Linked DNA regions of Homo sapiens: region 1 is linked to region 2. Evidence: chromatin loops called from intact Hi-C (ENCODE). Cell type or tissue: heart right ventricle. All regions are shown on one strand. Links, peaks and the distances in the headings refer to the core of each region. The heading gives the core; the rest is flanking DNA.

Evidence for each region. Peaks named below come from ENCODE experiments on the same cell type or tissue, not always from the same donor. Only the 100,000 strongest peaks of a DNase experiment are listed, where the experiment ranks them.
Region 1: a loop joins it to region 2, with 2.0 times the contacts of the local background. A loop is called at or near these places in 2 of 110 quality-filtered maps.

What each region holds. Positions count from the first base shown.
Region 1 is chr6:105,112,100-105,115,028 of GRCh38, reverse strand. The region is part of intron 7 of POPDC1 (popeye domain cAMP effector 1); the gene reads left to right. Among named protein-coding and RNA genes, the nearest start is that of POPDC1, 24 kb to the left of the region's middle. In heart right ventricle, for the core only: no CTCF peak of the experiment used is centred there; a DNase peak (open chromatin) is centred at 1,433; H3K27ac peaks cover 1,058 bases.
Region 2 is chr6:105,373,281-105,376,209 of GRCh38, reverse strand. PREP (prolyl endopeptidase) reads left to right here. Exons shown (of 15, transcript NM_002726.5): 4 at 1-85; 5 at 2,632-2,841. Among named protein-coding and RNA genes, the nearest start is that of PREP, 28 kb to the left of the region's middle. In heart right ventricle, for the core only: no CTCF peak of the experiment used is centred there; no DNase peak of the experiment used is centred there.

The DNA of each region.
Region 1 (2,929 bases), core at 181-2,680, 260 kb after region 2:
TTTTTGTTGCCATTTGGCTTTGTTACTTTCATGACTTTAGTTAGAGTGAAAGCCTAGACCCAGAAATGTTTTACTAAATGGTAGACAAATAAATGCTGGGTGTTCTGCTGCTGGCTGGTTATCTCAGTATGAGTGCCGTGAGTTAAAAAGTGACTGAGAAATGGATTATTCCCAAAGATGAAGGAGATCACTCAACACCCTTGTGAGCTACCTCATTCACACGCCTGCCAAGAGGCACATTTTCCGGTATTCTTCCATAGTTTAGATTGTTTCAAAACATTTTAAGTAACACAAATAACCCAGATGTTGAAAATTAGTAAGTAAAATGAGAAAAACTAAATTAAGAATTAAATACTTTAAGAATTATTCTAAGAATGATGGTATAAAAACTTTGAACAAATTCATATGAAATAGCAAAAAGGCAGACATTCTTCCATTGCATGAATTAAAAACTATTCATATTTCCAATTGTATTTTAAACCAAATTAACTTTTAAAAAATGCAAACACATTCAACAATTCTTTATGTAAATGATTTGTAACTTTGTATGCCTTTAGATAAATTATATTAGGGATTTTAAGTATTGCATAGTCAGGAGAGGCTGGAATTTACAAGGCCATATAATTGGTGTGTAGGAAAGAAAAAACTTTACTTCTTCCTTTTTAGGGTTGTTTTTTGGCTGGACCTGAGAATTAAATTGACATAAGATAGATTAACAAGAGAAAAGGATACAAATTTAATACAAGTTGTATGAGTTTGTGTTAAAAGCTCATACAGGTTTTACATGGCACAGAAGCTTTTGTAAGGAAATGAAGACCTAAAGAAGCAATTAAACAGTTTATAGTGAATTGGACAAAGAATAGTAAGTTATGAAAAGGCAACTAAATTGTGTTGGAAGACTTAAAGACGAGTTATTTTAATAAAGGCTTGTACAGAATTCTCTCTGCCTCGACATCTTGTCCTTGATGATAAGCATGTTGTTTTCCTTTTAATATTTTGGGAGATCACCTTTCATACAAGAATTTAATCTCCTGTTTTTTTTTGTTTGTTTTTGTTTTGTTTTTGTTTTTTTTGTGTGTGTGTGTGGCGGGGGGGATGGGAGTTGGTCTCACTTTGTCACCCAGACTGGAGTACATTGGTACAATTACAGATCACTGCAGCCTTAAACTCCTGGGCTCAAGAGAACCTTGTCTCTATAAAAAAAAAAAAAATGCCAGGCATCGTGGTGCAGGCCTGTAGTTCTAGCTACTCAATAGGCTGAGGCAGGAGGATCCCACCCGCCTCGGGTGCTGGGATTTCAGGCGTGAGCCACTGCACCTGGCCTGCATAGTAACTTTTTGAAGGTATTAACTAAAGCTCACATGAAGGTCGGGTGCTGCACTTCCCTACTCTTGGGGCTCAGCCAAAGGACTAGCTGCCATCTGGGTCACTGCCATTGTAACTGCAGAAGGAAGACAGTCGTGGCAGATTCACAAGATGGCTGGCTGTTAAAGCTCCTGCTCTAAAGGAGCAAGTACCACTTCCATGCATGTTCCCTGGGCCACAGAAGTCACTTGCCAGAACCAACATCAATGGATAGATCATTTAACCCTTCTGCAGGGACTGCTCAGGAAGGGCCTAGTGAGAAACAGCAGGTGGAAAGCTGGACTGTAACACAGTCTACTACAGCGGGTGTTAGGTCATTTTATAGATGAGGAAATTGGGAATATGAGATGCTTATTCACTTGCCCCTCTTCCATGGGGGCTGGTTCTGTGATACAAACCTAGGGATCCTATCTGATTCCAGAGCTCATGCTTGGCCAGGCACAGTGCCTCACACCTGTAATCTCAGCACTTTGGGAGGTTGAAGCTGGAGGATCGCTTGAGCCCAGGAGTTCAAGACCAGCCTGGGCAACATAATGAGACCCCATCTCTACAAAAAATTAAAAAAATTATCCAGGCATGGTGATACATGCCTGTGGTCCCATCTACTTGGGAGGCTGAGGTGAGAGGATTGCTTGAGCCGGGGAAGTCAAGGTTGCAGTGAGCCATGATAGAGCCACTGCACGGAAGCCTGGGTGATAGAGTGAGACCTGTATCAAAAAAAAAAGAAAAGAAAAACAAAAGCTCATGCTTGTAGACCAGATTACCTCTGTGTTTTTTTAAATGCAAGTAACAGTTGACTAGTGTTTTTCCATATACAGGTCACCTTCACATCTGTTCTTGCATTTGAACCGACAGCTATGTGAGCTAGGCACAGGAGCTGTTATTATTTGCCTCTTTGCAGATGAGTCCACCTAGAGTTGGTGAGAAGGTAGTGACTTGCCCCAAGCCACTTTTTCTCAACTCCCACCTACTTTTCTGGGGAAACCTGTCATCTCCTGATTCCTTCCTTGTGATCAAGTAGTGCTGCAGATAGGTTTTCATAGATTGGTTAATGTAATCCATTTCAATTAAAATTTTTGCCTTATTCTTATCACTGGATTACTAGGGTTCTACTTAGGAATGTGTGAAATTATCCAATGATAATCTCCAGTGTCATTTAGCTTTTAGTTAGATTACTTCAGAATTACAAGCAGTGTCACTCCATACCAAATTAAATATACCTTATGTATTTCCTTAAACCTTTTTACATTGTTCCACCTATTCATTAACCCAAATCTAGGTCGATTTAAACATTAACATGCATACGAATATTTATAATTATTTTTCGAATCACGATCTGAACAGCATGTGCACATCGCATTCAGCCACTACACCTCAGGGCTCCCTTTCCATCTCTCTCTGTCTCTCTGTCTCTGTGTGTGTGTTTCTGCATATGTTTTTGTTTTGGTTTTTTGGTTTGTCCTGTAGAACAACAGATTCTTAAATGTGCATATGAATCACCTGGAGATCTTATTAAAGATCCTGATGTAGCAGGCTGGGGTGGGGGTCTGGGAGTCCACAGGTC
Region 2 (2,929 bases), core at 241-2,740:
TATGTACAGGATTCCTTAGAGGGTGAGGCCAGAGTGTTCCTGGACCCCAACATACTGTCTGACGATGGCACAGTGGCACTCCGAGGTAAGTGCTACACAGAGAGGCCCGTGGAACTCCTAAGACCCTCACTTGGAGCTCTGAAGTTAGTGCAGTTGCTTTACCTCTGAAATGCCAGGCAGGGTGTGGACCATATTGTGGAACAGATGCACATACAATATCAGGAAAGCTAATTTTTGCACAGTATATTTAGAATACATGAATAGTCACATTCCTCTTTTCCACTCTGATGGCATGAAGCAGAACTGGAAAATAATTAACACTGGACCCAAATTAGCTTCTAGGGCTTCTGGAATCTTGACATATCATCATCATTTCCTCCAACATCCCTGAGACCTACCTGTGATTAGAAAAAAATAAGTCGTCTTCTATAAGAAGTTTAAGCTGTACAAAGATTATTCCAACTATAATATTAAACAGGAAAGAATGTTTATCAGATCAGTTTCCCTCTTGGGAAGGAGGCGATTAGAGTTTTAAAAATCTAGTTAATTGTCAACATGTTAGAATTACAAGTAAAAACACACAAATCTTGTAGAAATTGAACAGCTGGGTATCCTGTTCCCTGAAGATGGAGGTTTAAAGACTAAGTTTGTCCACAGTTGCTGTACATCTCCTACTTAACTCTGCCCCTAAGATAACCTCCTCCGTAGGCCATAGAGAAGATTATCCAAGGTTTCTGCAGTAAGCAGAGTTCTAGGGTAAGGAACTAAGTTATTCTCCAGTTCTGTATTTTAATAATTGTAAACTCTACAATGATAATGATGTTATAGATGACGTTGGCTCAGCATTTCTCCTGTAGTACCTTCTGGTTTTATAGAAAAAACCATATGATTAGTTATGGCCCTCTAGAATTGAGAAATTGAGACATTGAAGTCCTCTGTAATCAATAAGATGGGAGTTATAGAGCCCCGTTCCATCAGACCTGTGCAAAGACCCTTTTTTATACAAACACTTCTAACCATGATCCAGTCATTCGGTGGTCCACCTTCCCCTCCCTCTGAATAGGCTGTGTATATAAACAATGATCCTTTATCGAACCAGTATCGAAAATAAGACATCACCAGCTCAGATTCTTCCATGAATCTGAGCTTGTAGTTTTCAGTGAATTTAATACACTGGTTCTGTTGAAGTAACATATCCCATATAGGAATTCATTTAGTTTCCACAAGGATCTATCTTGCAGCCCATCCAGAGGGACAGGGTCTTAACTCCCACCCCGATAATGCATTCTTCTAGTGACTTCTTTATGGAATGTTTGCTATGGACAAAGCCTTGATGGGCGAGAAGCTAAATTAGGCATGAGACCTGCCTCAAACAGTCATTGAGTTTTCTAAGAGTGGTATTATAGGGAAGTTATCACAAAAGGAGTAAACATTCAGATTATTTTTGTAGTATATGATTTTTAAACATACTTTTCAAATCAAAATGTTTTATTTAAATTTTTCTGAAAATTTTCTGATATATATATATATATATATATATATATATATATATATATATATATATATATATATATATAAACAATTCAAACACTCCAGTGCTATGTAGAATAAAAGGTGAATATGTTTCTTTTTCCTATCACTTTCTAGACTCTTTTCTGCATTTACATACATATGAGCCTAGATACTTTATAGGACCTACAATGGTTAATGAGTAGGTTCTGTGAAATTTTAAACAAATGAAATTCCACGTAAAAGAATAGGAAACCTCTAATAATAGTTGAGCTTCTTAAAATTTTCATTACCCAATAACGTTTAGCAAACAGCCTAAGAGGAAATCTCTGGTGTCAGAGTCTCCAATAGGAGGTGTTGTATTGAATGCTTTACATACTTCATAATTAAAAAAGCTAATATGAAACACAAGTATTTGCCAGGAAACATTCCATAGTGATTAGAACATTCTGCCAGGGCCCTAAAGGACTGTACATGGCACGACAGTCTATAGACATGTTGCTTTTCCTTTCACAATTTCTTGTGGAATGTGCACTCCGGGCGCCTTCACTGCAAACCCTCAGGCTTTATTTACCTAGGCTTGTAATGGTCAGACAGTGTGGACATTGCACAGGTAATGCTTCAAAAATGAGGCTGTAACAAGGGATTTTAGATAATTTGGAATCAATCTCCCAAATTACCTAATGACTACAATTTAGTTCTATTATATGGTATGTGTCATAATTCAGTCATTACTCTAAAAGCAGTTTCCTTTTTCTCCTTATTCCCTTTAGAGTATAAATGAAATATGACAGAAGTCCCAGATGAGCTCTGCTTTTAACTGAACTGCCTATTGCATTATAAAAATTTCAAAATGAAAGCATTTTAGTAGGCATATAATCTAATATTTCATTTTATAGACAAATTAAGACCTGGAGAGGTTAGGAAGCTTGTCTAAGGTTATAAGGGTAATTCCTGTAAAACTTGGGCTGAGCCCCCGGGATTCCTCACTACCAGATTCCTATTCCTTTTATTGCCACATTCTACCTCCGTGTTATGAAAGAGAGCTTTGTTAGATGGCATAAAGGACCGTGGAGTTGTGTTCCGTGTTTGTCACTGGATGATTTCTCCTGTGTCCCATAGGTTATGCGTTCAGCGAAGATGGTGAATATTTTGCCTATGGTCTGAGTGCCAGTGGCTCAGACTGGGTGACAATCAAGTTCATGAAAGTTGATGGTGCCAAAGAGCTTCCAGATGTGCTTGAAAGAGTCAAGTTCAGCTGTATGGCCTGGACCCATGATGGGAAGGGAATGTTCTACAACTCATACCCTCAACAGGATGGAAAAAGTGATGGTGAGTGAAGACTTCAGATGAAGCACATTTTTCACAAAATGAAGTGTGACTTCAAGTGACTGAAAAGAGATGCTGAACCCTACATAGA